Regions from separate parts of the Homo sapiens genome. Here region 1 is linked to region 2. Evidence: read pairs that join two places in POLR2A ChIA-PET (ENCODE). Cell type or tissue: K562. All regions are shown on one strand. Links, peaks and the distances in the headings refer to the core of each region. The heading gives the core; the rest is flanking DNA.

The links. ChIA-PET counts read pairs that join two places held together with the same protein. Peaks named below come from ENCODE experiments on the same cell type or tissue, not always from the same donor. Only the 100,000 strongest peaks of a DNase experiment are listed, where the experiment ranks them.
Region 1: POLR2A ChIA-PET joins it to region 2 with 6 read pairs; 8 of 35 experiments call an interaction of 5 or more read pairs at or near these places.

Annotation. Positions count from the first base shown.
Region 1 is chr19:49,937,735-49,943,803 of GRCh38, forward strand. No RefSeq gene overlaps it. Among named protein-coding and RNA genes, the nearest start is that of MIR4751, 7.7 kb to the left of the region's middle. In K562, for the core only: no CTCF peak of the experiment used is centred there; no DNase peak of the experiment used is centred there.
Region 2 is chr19:50,013,607-50,019,675 of GRCh38, forward strand. VRK3 (VRK serine/threonine kinase 3) reads right to left here. Exons shown (of 15, transcript NM_016440.4): 3 at 2,418-2,557. The coding sequence starts at 2,556. Among named protein-coding and RNA genes, the nearest start is that of VRK3, 8.7 kb to the right of the region's middle. In K562, for the core only: no CTCF peak of the experiment used is centred there; a DNase peak (open chromatin) is centred at 2,827.

The DNA.
Region 1 (6,069 bases), core at 939-4,938, 76 kb before region 2:
TTTTCAGACAATAGCCGGTTTGCAGACCCCACGCTTCCAAAACCAATCATTTCTGGCCTCTGGGCGGAGTTTGTCTTAGCAGGAGTCTGCCGCCAGGTGGCGCGCGTACCCCGCCGGGAGTGGGTTTTGCTCCATCCCAGACTCAGACCGTCCAAGCCGGTGATTTCCTTCTGGTCGGTTTACGGGGACTAGAAGCCCTGACTTCGAATACAGTTCACAAAGCAGACCCCTGCAGGGGGTTTTAGGCGGCTAAGAAGGGAATTGGCTCTCCTAAGACTCTCTTTCTCCAGAGAGCTCATTAAATGCCTCCCGCGCCAGAAGGGGTCCCCGCCCCCGGAGCTCGCATCCCAGTGGGGAGGACACACACAAACCCCATTCGCGATCCCGTCAGTGCAGGGAGGCTCCGGCCTGGGGCCGAAGAGCCGAGTCTCTCTGGTGCCTGACAGCACGGGATAGAGCCCCGCCCGGCCACCTGCTGGCTGTGTGACCTTGGGAATAGTGCTTGGCCTCGCTGTGCCTTGGTTCCCTCCACTATAAAATGGCAGTGATAACAGCAGCCACTTCATAGGGTTCCGGGCATTGCGTAAGTTAATACATGCAAAGCGCTCAGAAGGGATGGTGCATGTTTGTCGAACCCGTTGTTAAAAATTCCCATTTTAGGCTGGGCGCAGTCACTCACACCTGTAATCCCAGCACTTCGGGAGGCCGAGGCGGGCGGATCACCTAAGGTCAGGAGTTCGAGACCAGCCTGGCCAACATGGTGAAACCCCGTCTCTACTAAAAATACAAAAATTAGCCAGGCGTGGTGGCATGCGCCTGTAATCCCAGCTATTCAGGAGGCTGAGGCAGGAGAATCGCTTGAACCCGGGAGGCGGAGGTTGCAGTGAGATGAGATCACACCACTGCACTCCAGCCTGGGTGACAGAGTGAGACCCTGTCTCAAAAAAAATTTCTTATTTTACAGAAGAGAAAACCAAGGACAAGAACAGGGTAGTGAATCACCAAGCCCACATTTTTTTTTTTTTTTTCTGCAGGAAGATCTCCAAGTTGAGTCCAGTGGTCTGACTCCCAGCCCAGATGGCCTTCCCTCGGCCTTGTGCTTGCTTGCTTGGGGTGGAAGTGGAGCCAGCTCCCTTGGGATAGCTGCTCAAGCCCCGAGTGAAATCCTCCCGCAGAGGACATTGGCCCCCTGTTGGCATCAGTGCTGGGACTCGAATGAAACTCTGTTTCTGCCTGGGTCAGGAGAATAGCTAGATTAAATAAATAAGTCACTGTAATGTCACAGGGTGAACCCCCAAATTGGGATTCAGCCTGGGAGGCCACATGAGTTGTTGGCTTCGTGCAGAAAAGAATTCAAGAGTGAGCCAGCAGAGTAAAGTGAAAGCAAGTGAAGGAGGCCGGGCGCGGTGGCTCACGCCTGTAATCCCAGCACTTTGGGAGGCCAAGGTGGGAGGATCACTTGAGTCCAGGATTTCGAGACCATCTTGGGCAACATGGCGAAACCCTGTCTCTACAAACAATACAAAAATTAGCTGGGTGTGGTGGTGTATGCCTGTAATCCCAGCTACTTGGGAGGCTGAAGTAGGAGAATCACTTGAACCCAGGGGGCAGAGGTTGCAGTGAACCAAGATTGTGCCATTGCATGCTAGCCTGGGTGACAGAGCAAGACTCTGTCTTAACAAAAATAAAAAATAAAAAAAAAATTAAGGCTGGGCGCAGTGGCTCACGCCTGTAATCCCAGCACTTTGGGAGGCTGAGGTGGGCGGATCACGAGGTCAGGAGATTGAGACCATCCTTGCTAACATGGTGAAACTGTGTCTCTACTAAAATTAAAAAAAAAAAAAAGTTAGCTGGGTGTGGGGGCAGGCGCCTGTACTCCTAGCTACTCGAGAGGCGGAGGCAGGAGAATGGTGTGAACCTGGGAGGCGGAGCTTGCAGTGGGCCGAGATTGCACCACTGCACTCCAGCCTGGGCCAGAGTGAGACTCTGTCTCAAAAAAAAAAAAAAAAAAATATAGGCTAAAATAAACAAAGGACTGCCACCACGGCCACGGCCACTACCGACACCTCACCAGGGGCCAAAGCATGTATTTCCCAGAGCCTGAGAGCTGCATGCCTGGGGCTGCTGCCATTGACAGCAGTCCTGCCCCTGCACCAGCAGCAGTGCCATGCACATTTGTACATGCCCTGAGGACAGGATCTCCTTGCCGACAACTGCCACTACCACTAACACCCAAGCATGCCACATAGCAGCCAAGGGATTGCCTCAGCCTGTTCACCACCTGCACCCACGTGCACCACCACAGGGCCTGAGGACGGGCCCACCCAGTCAGGCACTGCTCCCCACAATGCCCAAGCATGCTGCCTAGGGCCCTGGCATTGCCCTGCCCATCTGCCACCACTGGTATCTATATACTCCTCCTGGGGGTCTGAGGATGGGTCTACCCAGCCTGCTGCCACCATCACCACTGGCACACACTGACATGCATCACCCACCTAGCCCATCTCAGCCACTGGTAACACCAGTGTTTGCTGCCTGGGAAGTTAAGGATTGTCCCACCATTGCCACTGCCACCATCATGCCATGCATGCAGCCCAGGGACCCAAGGACCCACTCATCATCCTTGCTGACTGCTGCCCCTGCTGGCACCAAAGTGAGCCACGTGGAGGTTCATGAATTGGCCCATCTGGACCTGTTAACACCAGTACTTGTGTATACCCCCAAAGGCCAAAGGATAGGTATGCTCAGCCTGCCTCTGTCACCACTGGAGGCCAAGGATTGACCCACCTGGCATCCCATCCCCAGCAAAGTCTCAATACAGCCTCCAGTGACAACCACATCCTAAGCCACTGAGGAAGTCAGACACTACTAATGCTGTTTGTAGCTGAAAAAATCATAGAGACTACATGACTGCACGCTAGAATCAAAGCTGAAGAGCATTACCCAGTGAACACCACAGATACGATGTCTTCATGAAAAAGTCTTCCGTTATGAAAGCCAATCCAAAAAATGGGAAGAAGTGACTGTTACACCAGACGCGCAAAAATCAATGTAGGGACATAAGAGACTTGAAAAAGCAAGAAAATATGAAACCTCCAAAGGAGTGTGATAATGCTCACACAACAAATTCCAATGAAAAGAAATTTATAAAGTGCCAGTGTGGGCGGCAAGCCACCCAGGTGCCGAGGCAAGAGACCGAGGGCACGAGCTGTTCCAGTATAGTAAAATATATAAAACAACAAGAGTTATACTAGATCTAGATCACAGACATGATTACATATGAATATCATTAATCATTAGTTTGTAGCAATTACTCCTTATTCCAATATTATAATAATCCTCGCTCTACAATCATAACCTAGGAAAAACCAGGCCATACAGAGATAGGAGCTGAGGGGACATAGTGTGAAGTGACCAGAAGACAAGAGTGCGAGCCTTCTGTTATGCCCGGACAGGGCCATTAGAGGCCTCCTTGGTCTAGCGGTAACGCCAGCGTCTGGGAACACGCCTGTTGCTAAGCGGACAGTGGTCTAGTGGTAGCCTCAGTGTCAAGGAAAACCACCCGCTACTTAGCGGACCAGGAAAGGGAGTCTCTCTTTCCCCGGGGGAGTTTAGAGAAGACTCTACTCCTCCACCTCTTGTGGAGGGCCTGACATCAGTCAGGCTCGCCTGCAGTTATCCGGAGGCCTAACCATCTCCCTGTGATGCTGTGCTTCAGCTCCTAGTCCACCTTCATGTTCCATCCTGTACACCTGGCTCTGCCTTCTAGATAGCAATAGCAAAATTAGTGAAAGTACTAAAAGTCTGATATGCAGAAATAATGGCATAAGCTGTCTCTCTCTCTTTCTCCTCTCTCTCTCTGCCTTGGCTGCCAGGCAGGGAAGGGCCCCCTGTCCAGTGGACACGTGACCCATGTGACCTTACCTATCACTGGAGATGACTCACACTCTTTACCCTGCCCCTTTTGCTTTGTATCCAATAAATAACAGCACAGCCAGACATTCGGGGCCACTACGGGTCTCCACGTCTTGGTGGTAGTGGTCCCCCGGGCCCAGCTGTCTTTTTTTTAATCTTTGTCTTGTGTCTTTATTTCTACAATCTCTTGTCTCCGCACACGGGGAGAAAAACCCACTGACCCTGTGGGGCTAGTCCCTACAGCCAGAAAAAGGATTCAAAATATTGCTATTAAAGAATTTCAGTGAGGTCTGGGCATGGTGGCTCATGCCTGTAATCCCAGCACTTTGGGAGGCCGAGGCGGGTGGATCATCTAAAGTCAGGAGTTCAACACCAGCCTGGTTAACATAGCGAAACCCTGTCTCTACTAAAAATACAAAACTTAGCCGGGCATAGTGGTGGGCGCCAGTAATCCCAGCTACTTAGGAAGCTGAGGCAGGGGAATCACTTGAACCCAGGAGGCGGAGGTTGCAGTAAGCCGAGATTGTGCCACTGCTCTCCAGCCTGAGTAACAGAGTGAGACTCTGTCTCAAAAAACAAACAAACAGCCTGGGCGTGGCGACTCATGCCTGTAATCCCAGCACTTTGGGAGGCCGAGGTGGGCGGATCACGAGGTCAGGAGGTCGAGACCATCCTGGCTAAAAATACAAAAAAATTAGCTGGGCGTGCTGGCGGGCACCTGTAGTCCCAGCTACTCAGGAGGCTGAGGCAGGAGAATGGCATGAACCCGGGAGGCGGAGCTTGCAGTGAGCCAAGATCGTGCCACTGCACTCCAGCCTGGGTGATGGAGCAAGACTGTCTCAAAAAACAAAACAAAACAAAAAAAAACCCAAAACCGAAAAACTTTCAAGTCTCTAGGCATAGAAGGAACATATCTCAACACAATAAAGGCCATCTATGACAAACTCACAACGAACGTTATACTGAATGGGGAAAAGCTGAAAACCTTTTCTCAAAGAACTAGAATAAGACAAGGAAGTCTACCTCTACCACTCCTATTAAACATAGTACCAGAAGCCCTAGCCAGAACAATCAGACAAGATAATGAAACAAAAGGTATCCAAATTGGAAAACAGGAAGTCAAATAGTCCTTATTTGCAGATTGCATGATCTTATACTTAGAAAAACTTCATCAGAAAACTTTTAGGTCTGATAAACCAATTGTGGCAGGATACAAAATCAACATACAAAAATCAGTAGCAAACCTATACACCAATAATGAACTGGCTGAAAAAGAAATCAAGAAAGCAATCCCATTTACAATAGCTACAAAAAAAAAAAAAAGAAAAAGAAGAAGAAACTTAGGAATAAATTTAACTAAGGAAATGAAAGACTTTGACAAGAAAAACTACAAAACACTGATGAAAGAAGCTGAAGATGCAAACGAATGGAAAGGCATCTTGTACTCATGGATTGGAAGAATATTGTTAAGATAACATTACTACCCAGAGCAACCTATGGATTGAATGCAATCCCTAGCAAGAAACCAATGACAATTTAGGAAAAGCAATCCTAAAATTCGTATGGAACCAAAAAAGCTTGAATAACCAGAGCAATCCTGGGCAAAAAGAACAAAGCTGGAGGCACCACACTACTTGACTTCAGAATGTATTATAAAGCTATAATAACCACAACAGCATGGTGTTGCTATAAAAACAGACACATAGACCAGGGGAACAGAACAGAGAACCCAGAAATAAACCCACATATTTACAGCCAACTGATTTTCAACGAAGGTGCCAAGAACTTACATTGGGAAAAAGACATCCTCTTCAATAGATGGTGCTGAGAAAACTGGGTATCCATATGCAGAAGAATGAAATTAGACCCCCATCTCTCACCATATACAAAAACCGACTCAAAATGGAATAGAAACTTAAGCGTGAGACCTGAAAGTATAAAACTACTAAAATGAAACATAGGAAAAATTATCCAAGACATTGGTCTAGGCAAAGATTTTATGGTTAAGACTTCAAAAGAACAGGCAACAAAAACAAAAATAGACAGATGGGACTACATTAAACCAAAAGCTTCTTCGCAGAAAAGGAAACAGCCAATGGAATGAACAGACAGTATGTTGAATGGGAGACAATACTTGCAAATTATTCATCTGAC
Region 2 (6,069 bases), core at 1,043-5,042:
ATAGTATCTGGGCTTGGGCCTTCCAGTGAGCAAGACCTACTACTGATATTTAATTAATTCATTCAACCAGTCAGTAAGATTTCTCAGCACCCAATACCATGCCAGGCACAGACCCAGGTGCTGTGCAAACAGCAGGTTACAAAACCACAATCAACACAGGTTACAGAAACACAAAAAGTTTCTGTCCTTATGGAGCTTACAGAAGAAGCAATCCAAGCAAAATAATGTATTTAATAGGGTTGAGACAAGTACCAAAAAGAAATACACAGCAAGGAAGGGGGACAGGATCATTGCATAGAGGGAAGATGCAACTTTAATTAGTAGTGGTAGGGAAAGTGTCTCTGAGAAAGTAACAATTGAATAAATATCTGAAGGCATGGCTGGGCGCAGTGGCTCATGACTGTAATCCCAACACTTTGGGGGGCTGAGGCAGGTAGATCACTTGAGGCCAGGAGTTCAAGACCAGCCTGGCCAACGTGGTGAAACCCCATCTCTACTGAAAATATAAAAATCAGCCGGGCATGGTGGTACATACCTGTAATCCCAACTACTCGGGAGACTGAGGCACAAGAATCACTTGAACTCGGGAGGCGGAGATTGCAGTGAGCTGAGATTGGGGCCACTGCACTCCAGCCTGGGTGACAGAGCGAGACTGTTTAAAAAAAAACAAAGCTGGGCATGGTGGCTCACGTCTGTAATGCCAGTACTTTGGGAGGCCGAGGCGGGTGGATCATTTGAGGTCAGGAATTTGAGACCAGCCGGCCAACATGGTGAAACCCTGTCTCTACTAAAAATACAAAAAATCAACTGGGCTTGGTGGCAGGCGCCTGTAATCCCAGCTATTTGGGAGGCTGAGGCAGGAGAATTGCTTGAACCTGGGAGACGGAGGTTGCAGTGAGCCGAGATGTTGCAGTGAGCCAAGATTGCGCCACTGCACCCCAGCCTGGGCGAAAGAGCAAGACTCAGTCTCAAAAACAAAAACAACTAAAAACAAAACCTGAAGGCAGTGAAAGAGTGGGGCATGCAGGCCCATAAGGGAAGAGGCGTCCAGGAGGGAGCGGCAAGCGCACAGGCTGAGGCCCAGGCGTGCTGAGGTGTGGAGGGGCAGCCAGGAGGCCAGTGTGGCTGGAATAGCAGGAGGGTCGGGAGGTGGGGTCTGAGGGGAAATGGGGACCTGGTCCCTTCACCTCACTTGGGGAAGTATGAGCAGAGGAATGATGGGCTCTGACTGTATTCACAGGATCTCTCTGGTGGCTGCGTGAAGACGACTACAGGGACAAGAGAGGGGAGCAGAGGGCAAGAAGGCTTCTGCATAAGAGAGGTGAGGACCAGGGATGTGGGAGGTGCGGAGAAGGAAGTGGGCTGATACTGCACTGATTGTAAAGAGGGAGCCAACAAGATTTGCTGAAGGGGTGGGTGTGTCACGGGGTGCGAGACAAAGAGAACTCAAGGATGATCCCCAGGGTCCGGCCTGGGAAACTGGATGAATGGAGTGCTATTCATGGCAATGGGGAAGTCTAGGGCAGGCGGCAGGAACACCAGGAGCTCAGGTGAAGGCATGTTCAGACTAAGATGTGACCAGGACATCCAACACAGGCTGAGCATCCCAAATCCGGAAATCTGAAATGCAAAATGCTCCAAAATCTGAAACTTTGAGTGTCAACAGGATGCTCAAGGGAAATTTCACTGGACTACTGTGGATTTCAGATTTTTTTTTTTTGACATCGAGTCTCACTCTGTTGCCCAAGCTGCAGTGCAATGGTGCAATCTCGGCTCACTGCGACCTCCGCCTCCTGGGTTCAAGCAATTCTCCTGCCTCAGACTCCCAAGTAGGTGGGATTACAGGCATGCGCCACTATGCCCAGCTAATTTTTGTATTTTTAGTAGAGATGAGATTTCAGGATGTTGGCCAGGCTGGTCTTGAACTCCTGACCTCAAGTGCTCTGCCTGCCTCAGCCTCCCAAAGTGCTAGGATTACAGGCATGAGCCACTGTGCCCAGCCAGATTTCAGATTTTTGAATCAGGATGCTCAACCAGTAAGTATAATGCAAATATCCCAAAATCTGAAAAAATCCAAAATCAGAATACTTCCAGTCCTCATCATTTCGGATAAGGGATACTCAACCTGCAGGTGCCAAGCTGGCAGGCTGCACATATATCTCCTCCAAGCAGGGGAGTCCAGGCTGGCTGGAGATAGAAATGAAGGAGATGTTAACATGGAGACAGTGTTCAAAGCCATGAGGCCAATAAGAGGCCAAGAGACTGATGGTAGACAGAGGGGTCCAGTCCTGAGGCCTGGGCTTCTCCAGTGTCAGGACAGGGTCAGACAGGCTGCAAAGGCATCCTCCCTCCGCAGACACACACGTGTATGCACCTTATTCCCACCGCAGAAACAGGCTCAATGCTCTGGTTCTTACCTTGGAAGGATGACACATGTGGATTGACAAAGGTCTGGGACCCTACATGCTCCTCTACAGGCAAAGAATTTCCACAGTAGGGGCAGAATTTGAATGCCGCTTGGATACTTTTGCCACAGTCTGGACAGAAGGAGATCATGCTACAAAACAGAATGAACAAACACAAAGTGAAACGGGCCAGCTGAAGGTCAGTGGAAGTATTGTTGAACTGCTCTTAATCACAGGGTGAGTGGCAGGAGGCACAACCAGGGTCTTCAACTGTTTGTGATGTTCACTTCTTAAAACATGCAATGGGAATGGGAGTGACAGTCAATGTTCCCCAAATATCAATATGCTCCCCTATACTTCCCAGGTTCCCTTGCAGCAAGGTAGAGGCCACATGACTAATTCTGGCCAATGGGGTGTGAGTAGAGTCATCTCATGGCCGAGGCAGTTAGGAGTCAGAATACCTCCTCTGCCTCCCCCTCCACCTGCAGGGATGGCCCTGGAGGCCATGGCTCCCAACTGACATAGCAAGATGAAGGAGGGCTGCCTGGTCCACACTGGAACCTCATGATCAACAAATACACTTCTGCTGTATTGAGCCACCAAGATTTCAGGGTTTATTTGTCATGGCAGCACAGCCTATTCTATCCTGACTAATTTAGTAGAATGATGAGTGTTCACTAAATTACTCTCTATGCTTTGCATCTCTCTGAGCTAATTCCTGATACTTTTTAAAAGTCCAAATTACATACTGAGACTATGACAAATGAGGATATAGAAGAGTTTTAAGCCAGTTAAGTGAAGAAGGGAAATTAACAAGGATGAAGTACAACAGGCAGTTTGTATTGCCCTTCATTATGGCAGTGCTATTTGTAACGAGCATCTAACAAAGAGCAATACGCCGGGTGCGGTGGCTCAAGCCTGTAATCCCAGCGCTTTGGGAGGCCATCACAGGCAGATCACCTGAGGTTAGGAGTTTGAGACCAGTCTGTCCAACATGGTGAAACCCTGTCTATACTAAAAATACAAAAAAAAATTAGCTAGGTGTGGTGGCATGCACCTGTAATCCCAGCTACTCAGGAGGCTGAGGCAGGAAAGTTGCTTGAACCCGGGAGGTGGAGGTTGCAGTGAACCAAGATCATGCCATTGCACTCCAGCCTGGACAAGAAGAGTGAAAACTCTGTCTCAAACAAACAAAACAAACAGCAGCAACAAAAAAAGGCCATTTATTTGTTCTTATAGTCTCAGGCTTACTGTACATTAGCAATTAAAAGTGAAACTATTGGCCGGGCACGGTGGCTCGTGCCTGTAATCCCAGCACTTTGGAAGGTCGAGGTGGGCGGATCACCTGAGGTCAGGAGTCCAAGACCAACCTGACCAACATGGAGAAACCCCGTCTCTACTAAAAATATAAAATTAGCCAGGCGTGGTGGTGCACGCCTGTAATCCCAGCTACTCGGGAGGCTGAGGCAGGAGAATCACTTGAACCCGGGAGGCAGAGGTTGTGGTGAGCCGAGATCTCACCATCACACTCCAGCCTGGGTAACAAGAGTGAAACTCTGCCTCAAAAAAAAAAAAAAAAAAAAAAAAAAGTGAAACTATTGAAATAGAAGTTAATATAAACATGGGCTTGTGATTTAATTTCACCTTGAAAGAGAATATTCATTTTTAAATTTTTTTAGAGATAGGGTCTCACTCTGTCACCAGGGAGGAATGCAGTGGCATAATCATGGCTCACTGCAGCCTCAAACTCCTGGGCTCAAGCAATCTTCCCAGGTAGCTGGAACTATAGGTATGTGCCACCACAACTGACTAATTTTTTAAGTTTTTTTTTTAGAGACGGGGTCTCACTATGTTGCCCAGGCTGGTCTGGAACTCCTGGCCTCCAGCAATCCTCCGGCCTCAGCCTCCCAAACTGCTGGGATTGTAGGCATGAGCTACCACCCTGGCTGCAAGAGACCATTCTGATCAAACCCTTTTCCTTTATTCACTGTAAAGGCTGGCTTCTGTTGCAAATGCAAACAGTGGAGTCCTTAAAATCACAGGTTTGGCCCCAGGCTGCCAGATTTCAATCCCAGATCTGCTACATGCTGGGCAAGCTACTTAACCTCTCTGTGTCACAGTCTACCCCACTGTAAAATGGGGCTTCTCCCAGCTCCTATCTGATAGAATGGTCGATGAGGTCTAAATGAATACATTTATATGAGGTGCTGAGAACAGGGCCTGGCCCATAGAAAGCCTTTTATGTTAGTGCTTGCTGTGACCATATCATGCCTTGTACCCAAGTTACTATATTCCAGTCATTAATATTTCTATTCTTCCCTTTCTTCTTTGATAGGAAGTTCTGAGCTCCTCAGGCCTGTCTATTTCCTCTAGGTACTGACTTTTGAAATTATAGAGCTTGTCCTTAAAAACCACAGGCCATCCCCATCAGCTGGTGAAAGAAATCTCAGCCACATGAGGAGAGAAGGGGTCCTGGATTCCTTTTCCTCAGGCTGCAGAAGAGCAGAAACACTCTGTGGCATAAATCTGCCCTTCTGTTTTTTCAAACAAAGGAGTCATGTAAGACATCTGGACTGCAAAGGCTGTTGGTCAAGTATCTTTTACTCTCTAGAAAGCCAGTCATTCTAACTTAAGTTAGCCAGACTAACTTAGTGATTTGTTGTCCTGCTAATAATATGTAAAATAACATCTCTTTCTCAAAGGCACAAATACTGGTGAGCATTTTTGTGAAGCTAGAGGTCTCACTGCCTCTTCCCTCTCTGCCAGGCAAACCTGGGTGTTGACACTGGTGTCACAAGACCAAATTGCCTAGATGTACCCAATAAATATATACACCTACTATGTACCCAGGTAAATTAAAAATTAAAAAAAAGGCCGGGCGCGGTGGCTCATGCCTGTAATCCCAGCACTTTGGGAGGCCGAGGCGGGCGGATCACGAGGTCAGGAGATCGAGACCATCTTGGCTAACACGGTGAAACCCCATCTTTACTAAAAATACAAAAAATTAGCTGGGCGCGGTGGCAGGCGCCTGTAATCCCAGCTACTCGGGAGGCTTAGGCAGGAGAATGGCATGAACCCGGGAGGCGGAGCTTGCAGTGAGCCGAGATAGCACCACTGCAGTCCGGCCGGGGAGAAAGAGCGAGACTCCGTCTCTAAAAAAAAAAAAAAAAAAAAAAGAAAAAAAATTAAACAAAAATTTTTTCTTTTCTGAGACGGAGTCTCGCTCTGTCACCCAGGCTGGAGTGCAGTCGCGCGATCTCGGCTCACTGCAACCTCCACCTCTCGGGTTCAAGCGATTCTCCTGCCTCAGTCTCCCGAGTAGCTAGGATTACAGGCGTGGGCCACCATGCCTGGCTAATTAAAAATATATGTATTTTTAAACTGTATAGAGGCTGGTGCCTGGAAAGTTGTATTAGCGAGAAATAATGTGTGATTGTGATAAACTACTAAGATTTAGAAGTTGCTTGTTGCTGAAGCCTAGCCTAGCCAGACTGTACACTTCTTTTTTATTTTTTAGCAACAGGGTCCCACCCTGTCACTCAGGCTGGAGTGCAATGGCATGATCATGGCTCACTGCGGCCTCGAGCTCTTGGGCTCAAGCCATCCTCTCACCTCAGTCTCCCAAGTATCTGGGACTACAGGCATGTGCCACCATGCCTGGCCT